3 separate regions of the Homo sapiens genome follow, and regions 1 and 3 are each linked to region 2. The links are chromatin contacts, found by Hi-C in ENCODE. All regions are on one chromosome and are shown on one strand. Each heading gives the region's core, a stretch centred on a gene start or an enhancer-like site at or near the end of the contact. The rest is flanking DNA. Distances are from core to core; before and after follow the strand shown. Region 1 holds the start of LCA5 (lebercilin LCA5). Region 2 holds the start of HTR1B (5-hydroxytryptamine receptor 1B). Region 3 overlaps LOC107986614 (a long non-coding RNA gene).

Region 1 (4,611 bases), core at 1,344-3,843, 2.1 Mb after region 2:
ATTAGATAAGCATGGCATATCACCAAACTGCAAATACTTTACAACTGTGCTGTCCAATACAGTGGCTCCTGAGCACCTCAAATGTAGCTATTCAGAATTGGCATATGCGGCAAGTGTAAAATACATGTGGAATTTTGAAAACTTAGTACATAAAACAGACCATAAAATAGCTCTTCTATAATCTTTCTTACATTGACATATGCTAAAATAATATTCTGGATATATGTGACTTAAAAATACATTAAAATTTCACCTGTATTTTATTGTGTGTCTACTGAAAAAAATGGATATAGCTCACATTCTATTTCAAATGGACAATGCTAGTTTAAAAGGATGGCACTGGCTGGGGAGTAGTGCTAAAGTAATAATAAGTGGGACTGGATCGGGTGGAAGATAATATCACAAGAAGAATCTCTATGTCATTAATAAGTTGGTTGGAAACCAAGGCTCTTCAGTAGGGTTAATATTATCAGATCTGACATTTGCAAGGATCCATCTCCAATCTAAGAATTGGAGGGCAGGAAAGCTGGAGGAAGAATATCAATTGGTCTCGATAATCACTGACAGACAGTGTTTTGAAAGTAGTATAACTAGAGATACAGAGTACGGAACTGATTCCAGAAATGTTTTTCAAGTAAGATAAACTACACTTGGTGACAGATTAAATATGAAGTCTGAGAATAGAGAAGAACTTGAGTAAATTCCAAAGTTTTGGGCTTGCAAAATTAGGAGAATGTGGTATTCAAGCAGGACAGCTTTGGCAGGGAAAGGTGATGGGTTCAATATTGGACATACTGAGTTTGGGATGCCTATGGATAGGAAATTTATGTGGAAATACCAAAAATTAGCTACAAAAGTTTGACAGTAACTCAAAAGTTCCAGATCAGAAATAAAAAATTGGGAGAGTGTTAATAAAACACAAATAGTGTAAGCCAAAGGAGAGGAAGAACACAGCCAAGAACACAGAGTAAAAAATAGAAGACGGAAGACTGAAGACTGGATTATTGGGAAAAACAATAATGAAATATGGTGGGCCGAGGAAGAAGATCCCACAAAGGAGTTGAAGAATGACAGGCAGATGAAGAACCCAAGAGAAGGGTAGCATCTTTATTTAATGGGCTTCCATTGTGTCCTACAGAATTATAGTTCCACAATATGTGTAACGGAAGAGATGTGACTCACAAAAGAAGAAAAATCTCTTTTCCAAAGTCACAAACTACTTTTTGATATTTAAAATGATACTTTGTCAACTTAGAGAATCAAAACAAACTATTATTTCCTATAACTTATTTGGATAAACATACTAGCTAACATGGGAAATCACAAAGTGAAATATTTAAAATGGTAATATAGAATTTAAATGTGGAACAACTGGAAAAAAACATAGATTAAAATAACCATGCAAAAGAAAGAGGGAATGAGTAAAGAACTGGAAACATCGGTTTTACCATTCTAAAACACATATAGCCACTCCCTCTGCCAAAAACTAAATGATGACTTCTGATTGCAAAGATATCTCTAATGCAAGTTCTTAACGTGAAGATAAAGGAGGGGAATAAATATGTATGTGCCCAAGTATACTTTCCAAAGAACAAAGTGAACAAAAAAGGGGTTTATATCAGATGAACTGGACCAGGGCTCTTCACTGTTAAACACTATCCCACGGTCTATCTAACGTAAACATCACGTATCTGAGTACCGACTCCAACTCGAGTATGCCAAAAAGGCACTTTCTTTTTTCTTTTATTTCTAACCATCTTTACTCCTCTCATCCCATCCCTGAAGGATGTATAGAAGTATCACAGCCTGGACAAGTACGGCTTTCCACTCTAACCACAGTTTTAATAATAACACATCTATTATTATCCGAGAGCTACCAAAGCCTCCTTTTCCGTCTTGGCCCTTGGCCCTGCCCCTCCTCTCTAGTCTTGAGTCTCCACGGGCCTCCGGGGTTTTTGTTTTGTTTGTTTTAATAACAACCACTTCTCTAGATCCGCTTGCTCCCTTTCTTCTCTTCTCGGTCCCAGGAAGTAAATACCCTTTCCCAGCTCCTCTCCTCCTAACTTCCCAGTCCCCCCAGTGCCGGTCAACCTCCCTTCCTCGGGACCCTCTCAGAAGCCGAGCTCTTTACTCATTTTCCTAGGTCTTCCTTCTCCTCGCGGTCCCTACATCCTCCCCCATCCCTAATCCCTTCATCTTCCCTGCTTTAAGAACCACCCGCAGGCCCCCATCCACGAACGCCCCTTCACTAGCTACCAGACGCTTCAACCCAGCCTCACCTCGCACCTCCACCTCCCCCGCCGTCTCCACGCCCACTTCAAAGCCCACCTCCAACCCGCAGGCTCTTCAGCAGAGCCGATGCGGCGTCCCGCCTCCTTGCCTTCCCTCTTAGGACCAAACTCCCAGCTGGGGCCTCGGCGTCTGACCGCCAAAGAGCGGGTGCCTGGTTCCTGCGGAGGCTGCCGGGCGGGTGCCGAGGTTGCCGAGATGCGGGAGGTTTGAACACAAGGATGGGACAGAGGCGAGGATCGGGGCTCCTGGGTGGCAGCGGCGGTAACCTGGGCTCCAGGGTAACGGAGGCGGAGGCCTAGACTGCACTACGAAGAGACCGCAGCCAATCATGATGACTCTACCCGAGCTCCCATTGGCTTCTGTCTCCAGACGGCCCTTTTTATTGGCTTCAGTGGAACTGGAAGGCGGGACGGCGAGTGCGGGAGAAGGTCTCCATTGGCCGACCGCTCTAGCTGTAGCGGAGACCCCCAAGTAGGGAAATTGGGGCAAAACGCGGAGCGCTCCAGGCTCCTACGGGCTGTGCGGTGCCAGGGCTCGACTGCTGAGCGTCGTGGGCTCCGAGAGGGACGCGGGCGGAGGGCAAAGTGGGTTCATGATATGAATTGTAAAATTGGCGACTGCGTAATGTAAAACACTTAACAATTGCTTAGATTTCCTTTGGGAAATAACTTGCTTTTAAATTGTAAACAAATTACAAACAAACTGCTAGTGCTTCTGGATCTTCTTACCGAAATGGCTGATTCAGGAGGATGCGGGGTGAGTGCACTATTGTTCCTGCCTCGAGATCCTGGCTGTGAATCACCAACGAGCCGTGAGTTTGGCTTGAAAGTGATTTTTAGGTTTTGGAACGGGTTTGGGGTGGAATGGCATCTGAAATATTTGCACACAAGTTTTTTTTTTTTTTTTTTTTTTTTTTTTTTTTTTTTAAGGAACGTTTTGAGGAGCATGTCAGCCTATTGAGCGCTGATGTGTGACATATTTTCTCTTTTAGAAATGGCATTAATTGCGGGAGACAGGGAAGGTAAAAAAAAATCCTCTTTCGTGAGGGCTTTAAACTGCTCCGAGCCATCTGATTATCAAGGTGGTTTAACACTACTCTGGTGTTCTCACTATTGTTAATTTCTCACTGGCCTTTTTACCACCATTCTGTAGAGAATCTAATATTTGAAGGCAAATGCGTTTAATGAATCTTCTAACCATGAAGATTGGTAATTCCTGCTTCTCGCTCAACCTCGTTTTTCCACCTTTGCACTGTTTCAAAGCTTTCATTTTATCCTGTCAATACATTTTACTTCAAGTTACAGACTAACCCACCCAAACAATATTGTGATTAAATGTAATTTTCTGTATGCGAAATACATCTGTACAAGATGGCAGTCATCTGTTAGTGAAAATAAGATGAGTAATCCCTAAATTGCACGGAATTACTTTTCATCAATTCTTTAATCTGTCTCTGCTGACACTGTTAAAATAGCTCACTCGTTATTATGGACTCTGTTAGAATTAACATGTAAATGTATGGGTGGATTACTTATAAAGGAAGTTGCTAGGAAGAATCAGAAAACATACCGTATTTACGTGGACAAATGTCTGTCACAGGAGCGTCAGATCAGGATTGCTGAAGGAGAGCTGAGAATGAAACCACCATTTATTCAGCACTCAGAATGCTCCAGGCAGTGTAATCTCATTCCATCTTCATTCATGACTCCAGACAGGTATTGTTATTCATTGTTTATACTTGAGAAAGCAGATTCAGAGAAGTTAAAGTATCTACCACAAGGTACGAAAGTAGTAAGTAGTAATGCCAGAGTACAAGCCTAGGTCTGCTTCCAAATTTCGTGGTTTCGGATTTAGTGCCTTCATTGTGTTTCACCTACAGGTTAAGAAGTTGTTGGTAAGCAAGAAAATATTTAAGACGCTGGGAGAATCCAAAAAATTGTCTAGTTGTGTGTAACATAGTCTCAGGATTCTTACAGTGTGCAATTTTATTCACCCCCTCATATTCAAAATAACAGTATCAGTTTGACCTTGAAAAAAGACCAAAAAATGTATAAATTTACAGAAGTAAAAACTAGTTTATTGAATTACCATTTTAAAAGGTTACCCCAAAATATGAGAAAGCAGTTTTAAAAGTTTTATGACATTACATGGTTTTATATATTATTTTTGATAGGGCTAGAATTTTCTAAGATACCATTTGACATTTTATTTCAGTACCACACAGGATTCTGCTTTTCAGAAATAAAGGAAACAAAGTTATCAAAACCACATTTATATTTCTGCCACTTGAAATTATAGTTAACAGAAATCAGACTCTTG
Region 2 (4,851 bases), core at 1,572-4,071:
AAATTTAAAGTATTCCAGATATTATATTAATTGAGATATCAGGTTGGTAACAAATTTACAAAGGTCAAAAGCTTGCCAGTTTCCTGATTGTTAGTAAGTCTGAGGTTTGGTTCTGCAATTTTTTCTTTTTTAAACAAACAAAAAACAAGACAAAAACAGGCTCAATTTTAGTTTCTCTAAGCTTTTCTAAAGTTCTTATATGTCATTTTCTAGCAATCTTTTCTCCTGCCCAAACTTCAATAACAACAACAACAAAAAAGAAACAAGTTTATTTTCTTTTCAATATCGTTTTTAGGGCCCTTAACTGTATTTTTAAGGTTTCTGGAGAAGGAAGATAGTTCTCTTGGTTTCTTTATATGTTAGCACACAAGGAATCACAGATGGGAAGGAGAGTGCAAATGACTATCAGATAAAAGTTTCATGCATTTTAAGATTTTTTTACAAGTCAAAATATACATCCTCCTATTGCCCCCACCCCATTCCTCAATTGTGTAAGAACTATCCCCATGTCATCAGTCTCCTTCACATCTCACTAAATTGGATAAGAAATAAAGACACTTTTCTTGTTAAGAAACAGTATATTTCCAATACTAATCGGTTTTACCAATTGCATTAGTAAGAAATATAGCAGCAGTGTGGGCTGAGTCACCCATCATACCCTTCATTTATGGGGATTTAAATGTGTAAAGTGACAGGTACATGAAATTAAGAGAAAAAATAAAGCAGTCTGCAGACTTCGGCACTAGCACACATAATGGTTTGTTTGTTAGAGTTGTGGCTTGACAATCGCTAAACAGGAATTACAAAATTGTAAATCTGCAGAAAACAAACAATCATAGGTGTTGATTCTCAGTTTAACACTCCTCATCTCCCATTCCCACCCACCCACCCCCATATAGTTTCAAGTATAATAAAAATAGAGATCTCAGCATCAGAATTTTGCTGTTAACTCTTCAAGGTTTCTCTGCGCCATCCAAGCCACACATAGGGTTTGAAGCACCAAATCCACAAGTTTCTCCAACCAAGTTTAAATAGACAAAAAGTGAAGACTGAATGATGCCAAAGTAACTGTTCTTAAATTAAGCTGTAACACAAAGTTCTCCCCCCAAAAACACAGGGCATTAAGCGTCTAGTTCAAGTACTGCCAGGCTGTATGTAGATCTGTCTCAGACAGGCTTCAGACAACAATTACAAGTACACTGCTTCTAGTGGGCATTATCCACGATACCAAAGCAGGGCAGGGATTCCCTTCCATTATCAATTTTTAAAAGTTGCAACCCCCTTTGGGATTGGCTGCCGCAGGGTCAGTGCTGAGCCCGGGGCTTGAGGGGAGGAAGTGAGCCTCCTCCTGGGCAGGGAAGCTCTACATTTAGTTTCAACACTTCTCCTTTCAGAGCTCTCTCTCAGGACTATTCTGGCTTCTCAGGATCCATTGCCCTTGCCCAGGAGAGAGAGCCTCGCTGGGACCCAGAAACCGCGAAAGAAGATTCGACCTACCTGTGGAACCAGACACAACTTGGTCCCCAAAGGTCGCTTAGGCGACCCCACTGCAAACGGCAAGTCAACTTGTGCACTTAAAACGTATCAGTTTATGGAATGCTTGTTTAAAGTCCTCATTGGACATGGTATAGATTATGGGGTTGATGAGGGAGTTGAGATAGCCCAGCCATGTGAAGAAGTCAAAGATGGCTAGGTGGAACCAGCAGGCATCTTTGCAGATAGGCATCACTAGGGAGATGATGAAGAAGGGTAGCCAACACACAATAAAGGCTCCCAAAATGATCCCTAGGGTCTTGGTGGCTTTGCGCTCCCTAGCGGCCATGAGTTTCTTCTTTTCCAGCAGGGCGTCGGAGACTCGCACTTTGACTTGGTTCACATACACAGGAGATCCGGATTCGCTGGGCACGTCGGGAACCCGCGAGTTAATAGAGGTGACCGAGGACGTGGACCCGGGGGAGTCGGTTATCAGCTGGGCTCGGGTCAAGCGCTTGCCGGTCCTGTTGGGCGTCTGTTTCAAAATCCGGGAGCGGGCTTCTACGTAGATGCGGCCATAGAGGGCGATGAGGAGCAGGGTGGGGAAGTAGAAAGCACCCACCGTGGAGTAGACCGTGTAGAGGATGTGGTCGGTGTTCACCACGCATTCCGACACCTCCTCTTCGGCCTTAGCCTGACGCCAGAAGAAGGGCGGCAGCGAGATAGAGATGGAGAAGACCCACACCAGCGCGATCATGACCGCCGCCCTCTTGGGAGTCCTTTTAGCTGAGTACTCCACGGCGTCCGTGATGGCCCAGTAGCGGTCCAGGGCGATGACACAGAGGTGCAGGATGGAGGCAGTGCAACAAGTGATGTCCGACGACAGCCAGAAGTCACAGACCACCTGGCCCAGTGTCCAGCGGCCGGTGACAGTGTACATGGTGCTGATGGGCATCACCAGGATGGACACAAGCAGGTCGGTGACCGCCAGAGAGGCGATCAGGTAGTTAGCCGGGGTGTGCAGTTTCCGGGTCCGGTACACTGTGGCAATCACAAAGGCATTGGAGAGCGTGGTGGCCAAGGTGATGAGCGCCAATAGCATAACCAGCAGTACTTTCCAGGGTAGGGAGATGGAGTCCTGGTAAATGTAGTCCTTGGCGCTGCAGTTTTGGGAGGGAGCAGAGGATAAGTTGGCTTGAGGAACCCAGGTCTCGGAGCCCGCGGGCGGCGGTGGAGCGCACTGAGCACCCGGTTCCTCCATGGCTCTCCTCGCCCCAGCTCCGGAGCGCAGCTCTTGGGCATGGAGCGGACGAAGGAGAGGGCGGAAGGACCGTGGCGATCGCAGGTTTGTCCCCAGTTGATAGTTCCGTGAGTTCCTCAATTATTCCTCCGCCCAGGTTCACAGCTGAAACTAGAGGTCATGGGTGCGGCAGCCAAGGCAGGCGGGCGCCTCCCCTGCACTTCCAGAGCGCCTAGCTAAGCCGCCGCGTCTGTGGTTGTTCCTCTCCACACCGGGTCTTAGACCTGGGTTGCTAAGAGCTGGCCCACCGAGCCCTGCTCCGCTCCAGCTCCCTGGAGGCGTCTAGTGCAGGAGGGTGAAGTACTGCTTGAGGAGAAGGCTTTGACCAAATGGGATCTCTTACCCCAGTTGCTTGAGGCTGAGCGTCTCCTAACCTGGACGCTTTTGGATCTGCAGACTTTGCCCACAGGAGTTTCCTAGGTGTAGAGACCAAAGCTTGCAGGCCAGCGAGAGGTCCCGAGATCTTGCATTCCCACCCCTCGCCCCAAGCTGGGGCACTTTTGGGGGGCTGCAGCGGCCGCCAGAGCTGGGTGGGGTGAAGTCTAGGAGCAGCGCTGCGCCGCGCCTCGCGCCGGAGCTCTGCCCTCCCTCTCTTTTCACTCTCTGGCCACTCGGACGAGCTGCCCCGCGGAGACGGAGCCATAAAAGGGGGGACACGGGGGCTGGAGTTGCGGCTGCTCGGGCCGCGCCGCCGCCACCGCCACCCTGGTCCCACGGGAGCCACTCGGAGCCATGCCACTGGGTGCGCGGGTCTGGAGGACCTGGCGCGGCACACTGGGAAGGGGCAGGTGTCTGGGGGAGCTGGAGGGACGCGGCGTGCACCAGCCCGGGAGAAGCGTGCGAGCTACGGAGCAGATGGGCTCTTTATATAGAGTCCAGGTCCGGTCCGCCAGAGCAGTGCAACTCGTGCGGCGCGGCGGGTGCGGACGCCCGCTCCCCATCACCTTCCCTTTTTCTCTCTCCCTCCCTCTTTTCCCCCCGCCCTGTTCCTTTCCTGGCCAAGGAAGCTCCCGCCGGGTCCTACCGCCCTATCTCCCCGCTTCCCACCCTGGGCCATCCTCCCAGCCCTGACAACCTGGAGCTGCATTTCTGGTCAGGGGAAGAAGGCGTCCTGTTCTCGCCTCTACGGACATCAGAGCTTGCTGCGCTGACCTCCAGTGAGACCCATGTCCTTAGCCATGGTCACAGGTTTAGTCCAGCAGTCTGGCCCTAGGCTCCTGCCTACCACTCCCACCCTAGGAGGCCAGTGTTAGGCGGGGAAGCCCTGGTCTCTGACCTCTCCGCTCTAAAATCATATCCAGCCCTGATGGCCACACCCAGGTTAGGAGGCACCAGTAATATCGCTGTAGAGGGCCCAATGTTTGCATTTTGTACTTTGCCGTCCTTAACTCTTGATACAATAAAAACTATTTTTTCATCTAGTTTTAGAAATTTGTGTTTTTCACTCAACTATGAGTCAACAGGGAAAAAGACAAGCTATCTGCGAAAATGTAAAAGTTATCACAAACAGAAGCCAACTGTATGTGAAATTAAACCTTCTGCTCCACCATCCTCTTCCAGCTGCTCAGTGCTTCAGTGCCTCTGGAAAACAGTTGCCAGTAAGCGTGTTCCTTCCAACAGCCTACCTAGAAAGGAGGTCATCAGAATTCAAGAAAAAAGGGGGATGGTGGGGCGGGGAGGACTGGAACCATCATCAGCACCATCTTGTGTGTCTCCTTTGCCTTCAACTAATATGTGGGAATGTCAGCCATAAGCTGCAGCATGCAATACCAGTACCTAGGTCTCATGACCAGGGACGGATCCCCTGTCCTCAGTTTCTCCTCTGACCTCAACAGAAACAAATGTAGGGTAGAGATGCAAATCAGAAAGTATGAAGAAAAGCTCCAGGAAAGGACAAGGTATTTTCAGCTCGAAGGATTAAATGATCCCCACTACGAATTCCTAGAGCCTAGATCCATGTTTGGCACCTAGAGTGTATCTAATAAAAACTGCATTGTAAATGAATTCATCTGTTTAAGCGCACATATATTTTAAAGAGAATCATTCTGTGTCAGAACCTAAGGCTATCTGATCTGATC
Region 3 (4,866 bases), core at 1,167-3,666, 2.4 Mb after region 2:
TCTTCTGTGGTGAACAGAGTGCCACAGAGCACCCTGCAGACGGGGTAATCATCAGGTCTGGTCCTAGCTAAATGGAGGGGCAAAAGGACCCATTTGAATTGAAACAAGTCCTTAGTCAGCAACTGAGCTGACTCAGGGTTCAACTCCCAGGAAGTTCACAGTTGAAGTAGTCTGGGCCTGACTAAGAATTCACACGTTCTCCAGCTCCAGACACATGACCTGTATTTTAGAACAGAGTCCAGTGCCAGCAGGAGACTGGAGAACGAATCAGTGACCAGTGTGCACTGCAGTCTGCAGCCATATTGCAGTCTCCATGAAACCCTTGGTTTTGGTCTTTCCTCATTTAGGGGGCTGGGCTTTCATGTGCATTTGAAAGCCAACATCCTTTAGTTCTTGGAAATGTCACTTATTACTTCTTTAGCAATTACCTCCTTTCCATTTTCTCTCTTCCAGAAATTCTTAATTAAATCTATTTCCTAGTTTGATCCTTTAACTTTTTTATTATTTCTTTTTCTGTTTTCCTGTTAGAAATCTGTAGGGGCTTTTGTTTGTTTTGCTTACCAGTCTATTTCCTTAAATTTATCTCCTAGCAATTCTACTGATTTCAGCTTTCAAATGTTAACTTCTAAGATCCTACCAGTTCTTGTTTTATGGATATAGTGTATTCTCATCTCCCTCTGAGGAATGTGGTTATAAAGTGTTTGGGGCTGTTACTTTTCTTGCCTGTATAGTTGCTGAATCCTTTGAGTTCCTCTTTAGTTTTTCCTTTTTTGTCTCTGCCTTGCTTCTCGAAGACTTCCTTGACATCTGTTCCTCTTTGTCAGTCCTTACTCATAAGAGTGAGCCCCTTGAGAGTGGAGTGAAGCTCTGTGTTCAAGGCTAGTCCTTATTTCCTGGTTAGCTTCACTGTGGGATTATGGGTAGAGATGGCCATTTTGTTGAGTGACCCTCAAATACTGGCATCTGTAGGTCTGTTCTCCTGCTCAATCTGTTTATCCAGAGAGCATCCTCCACTCTCCTAGCTGGAGAGCTAAGGCTGGTCACCAGAGAATGGAGGTTGAGTTAGGCAGGGGCTCACTACTTGGTATGTAGACTTTCACTGAATTCCCTGCTTCCATCCTCTTGCCTCACCTCCTCCACTTCTCCCAACTGGTGTTCCTGAATCTGTCCCTTCTTTGGGAACTTCAGAAAGTTAATCAAGTCTTTCTAGCAAATTCTAAAGATCACAAGGAATAGCTTACTCAGTGGGATCATTTTTACAGGGTTGCAAATCAGAACTTAAAGACATTTTTCAGGCATCGCCTTTTGAGGACAATGATTAAAAGGGGCTAAAAAAAAATCATTAAGAGCTTAGTAATAGAACAGCCTGATTGTGCAGGCTAGGATATTCACATGCATGCTCCCAGACACTTTAGGGTATAGGACAGGGCATGGGGTGGGAGTGGAGGGGCAGCCCAGGGACTTCCACGTGTGTCTTGTTTTGGGTTCATAAGAGGAGACTATGGGGTAAATCACTTTACCTTCACTAGTGAAATTAAATTAGAGGGTTAGAGTGTGGGATCTTTAGGTTCCCTTCAGCTCTAAGATCATCTGTTCTATTCCACAGTAATGAAGTCATCTCATTTTTATCCCTGTAGATAGCTAGGATGAATCATATACAGACATAAATTCTACTTCAAGACATTAAGGTGATATGACATGAATGTCACAAATAACAATAACATCTCCCACATCTTGTGGTTTGAAGGGATAAATGAAGAAGCAGTGTTACCTGTGCTTTGCACTTGTAGTTATGTGAGCTTTTCTGTCAGGCATGAAAAGGCAAAGGCTGTAAAATGGTTTCTTTTAAGGCTTGTTAACATTGGAATTTTATATTTCAAAACCTGCATTATATATTTAGGAAATAAGAGTGAAACAAACCAGTGTGGGTGGCTGGGGATGAATTTGAATGTGTAATTATACACATCACTTCTGAAGGGCAGCTGCAGGAAGCATGTTGATACGCTGCTCTGGGGTCTATGAGATTGGTTGCTAATGAATGCTTAGCACACACACATTTACACACACAGACACAGTCATGCATGACCTTGGCATCTGCCCTTGGAAATGTCTGGAAATGCTTTCAACACTGCCTTTGTATACAGTGAAGTGTCCTGGTAATCAGTCTTATGAGATACTGGGAACTATTTCAGCAAAAAATAAAAAAAATAAAGAGAAGGTATTATTCCTCTGGAAAACCTTTGTTCTTCCATAAGATTAGTTCCTTTCCCTCATACCTCCTTGGGATAAGAGTTTTCTCAATTAGAAATGTTTTTATCTGCAATTTTTAAGGGAATGGCTTCCTGGCACCCTTGCAGGTCTCCACACAGGCCCTGGAGGTGAGGCTCAGCTGCAGCCTGACTTGGCTTGGTGAACGAACACCTTGTCATGTTCTCAGGAATTTGGCATGAGTGGCAGTTCCGTGCGGTGCTGTCAAGGCTGTTGCCATTCACCTCCCTACCTTGTGGGAGGTTGTCACAAGGTCATTTCCCATCTGTTTTCCTGGTTCTGGTGAGGTATGGGACTTTCCATCTGTCCCCCTTCTTCAGGAACTGTTGCAGACTATAAAAGTGCTTGGCTGGAGCCTAGAGTTGTTGACTTCTCAGTCACAGGGTGAGGAGTGACCCACTGCTTGTGCTCCCCATCATCTCCCTCCTTGGCTTGGTGTCATCCTGTGGAACAATGGTGGCAGGTAGCTGACACCATGCTGATCTTTTATGCTGTCTATATGAGTTATAGATTGGCTAAATCCATTTTGGCTTGTTGTCTCCTTACCAGCCGAATCTCTAGAAATATGGCCAGCAAAGCTAGCAGCCGCCCCCATGCTATTGCTTAGTGACTGCCTGGCTGCTTGGTAGAAAACTCAACCAGCTTAAGAAAGAAGGGATGTCTCCTTTCCTCACATGCCAAGAAGTCAGGACACAGGCAACTGTTAAGTCAGCGACATGATGTCAGGGCTGATCCACTGCGAAAATTTCTCAGTCATCTTCGTCCTAAGATGGCTGTTCTGGTTCTGGATATCAAATCACATCTGCATTTAAGGCAAGATGAAGCAGTGAAAGCAGGAATCATCATCTGTCTGCTTTATTATGAAAGCAAAAGCTCTCTCAGAAATACTCCAGCAGACTTCACCTTGTGCACCATTGGCCATAACAGGATCATAATACCCTGAGCTTAAAAAAAAAAAAAATAGTTTCTGAAAAAGAGGAGCTAGATCAGCATGATGGGCCTACACTAGACCAGACTCGTCAGAGTACACATTTGGGCTGGTCTCCTTACCTTTCTGAACCAAACATGAGTTTCATTGGTGGGACATAAGAAGAGTATAAGTTGGATAGGCAACAAGTTGTATCTGCCATTTGAACCAGTGTTGCCAGTCCCAGCCTCTTATCCCAGCTCAGTAGGGAAGACCTGTCAGTCGCTGACTCTACTATCTCTTCTTGCTTGCACATCAATTATATCTCATATTTGAACTGACCAGTGAATAACTGGGGCATTGCAAACACAATTTCCAGTTCTTCAGAAACTGTAAATCCAATCTGAAAGAAAACAGTTGAGAGTTGTCACGATCAAGGACTATAAATGCACCAGCACCTGAACTCCTTCCTTTTCTTACCTGACAACATCAAATGTTTAGAAGCAAAATGACATTATGTGAACATTGAGAGTCTGATGCCACCATAAGCTTACCCACCTTTGCAGTATTCCAAATAAAATAAATTTCTTTCAGGTAAGAGTACTACTATATCCCATCTTGTTTAAGTAAGAGATAATTGGGATTATTGCCTGCGTTTGGGAAATTGATACAAGAAAAAGCCAACCTACTTTGTCTGGAGGGTAGAAAGTTATTCAAATGCTAAGATAGGAACTAATCCCTCAGGAGCTAGGCTATGAGAACTTAGCCTACCTTTTCCTTCTCTCCTACCTAACTCCTAAATATCCCTCAAGATGCTGCTTAAAAATAATTTTCTTTTTCATGTGTTTATTATAATGCTTACCACTGGCACACTGGAATTATTTACTGAGACAGTTGTCTTACCCACTACATTAGGAAATTTTCCAGGGGAACAGTTTTGTTCCAAACACTTAGCACAAAGTAGAATGCACAGTAGTAAGTTCTTAACATGTTTTTGTTGAATAAAATCTATTTATACCTTCCTTGATGGCTGTCAAAAAACTATTTAAAACATGCATAATTAATAATGTAATTAAGTTCTATATCTTCATTGAAGCACATCAAAATAAAAAGTGCATTTATGGTCCAAAACAAAGACACAGGTAAAAAGCAAATTCAAACCAGGAAAAATATCTGCAACTCTTATCATATAAATATGATTTATTTCCTTAATATGTAAACCGTTATAAATTGAGATGAAAAAGATCAATCAGCCAAAAGATAAATGAGCGAGGACATGAACAGACAGTTCACATAAAAATGACCCTTAGTGAGATGACACACAACCTTACCCATACTTTTAAAAATGCAAAGAAATGATAAGTGAGAAGCCATTCTCACTTATCGTGTTGGCAAAAATCCAAAAATTCTGTAATATACTCTGTTAGTGAGACTGTGGGAAAGCAGGCACTTTCAACATTTCTGTAGGAACCCAAGTGGTACAGCTCTGAGAGGGGACCATGTAGCAGTTTCCATACAGTATTACAGATGCTTTCACCCTTTAACTCAATTAACCTATAACAGGGAGTTTATCCTATGGAAATCTCTGCACAGTTACAAAATGACATGCACAAGTGATGTGTTATGGTATTGTTTGTAATAGCCTAAGAAACAACCCATTTCCATAAAGAGAGGACTGGTTAAATAAAGTG

What was found. Hi-C counts contacts between places; a loop is a spot of excess contacts on that map. Pooled maps may share reads with other maps.
Region 1: a map of aorta shows a loop between it and region 2 (6-fold over the local background). The contact joins the promoter of LCA5 here to the promoter of HTR1B in region 2. A Hi-C loop is called at or near these places in 2 of 168 maps with a recorded cell type or tissue (aorta and ascending aorta), 1 of 37 single-sample maps with no recorded cell type and 11 of 50 pooled maps.
Region 3: a loop to region 2 is called in a map of naive thymus-derived CD4-positive, alpha-beta T cell, with 14 times the contacts of the local background. The contact joins the enhancer-like site here to the promoter of HTR1B in region 2. A Hi-C loop is called at or near these places in 1 of 168 maps with a recorded cell type or tissue (naive thymus-derived CD4-positive, alpha-beta T cell), 1 of 37 single-sample maps with no recorded cell type and 9 of 50 pooled maps.

The regions. Positions count from the first base shown.
Region 1 is chr6:79,534,837-79,539,447 of GRCh38, forward strand. It overlaps LCA5 (lebercilin LCA5), which reads right to left and starts at 2,594. Exons shown (of 8, transcript NM_001122769.3): 1 at 2,329-2,594. It also overlaps a transcript of SH3BGRL2 not described here. RefSeq lists enhancers at 2,490-3,063, 3,058-3,107, 3,638-4,211.
Region 2 is chr6:77,460,670-77,465,520 of GRCh38, forward strand. HTR1B (5-hydroxytryptamine receptor 1B) reads right to left here and starts at 2,822. Exons shown (of 1, transcript NM_000863.3): 1 at 255-2,822. The coding sequence starts at 2,734. The coding sequence ends at 1,562. The region is part of intron 5 of LOC105377864; the gene reads left to right. RefSeq lists a silencer at 1,688-1,832.
Region 3 is chr6:79,862,140-79,867,005 of GRCh38, forward strand. It overlaps LOC107986614 (a long non-coding RNA gene), which reads right to left. Exons shown (of 3, transcript XR_001744216.3): 3 at 603-3,578. Among named protein-coding and RNA genes, the nearest start is that of LINC01621, 52 kb to the left of the region's middle. Within about 2 kb of position 2,417, at least 2 of the 41 ENCODE cell types and tissues checked have a DNase peak (open chromatin) inside an H3K27ac peak, as active enhancers do.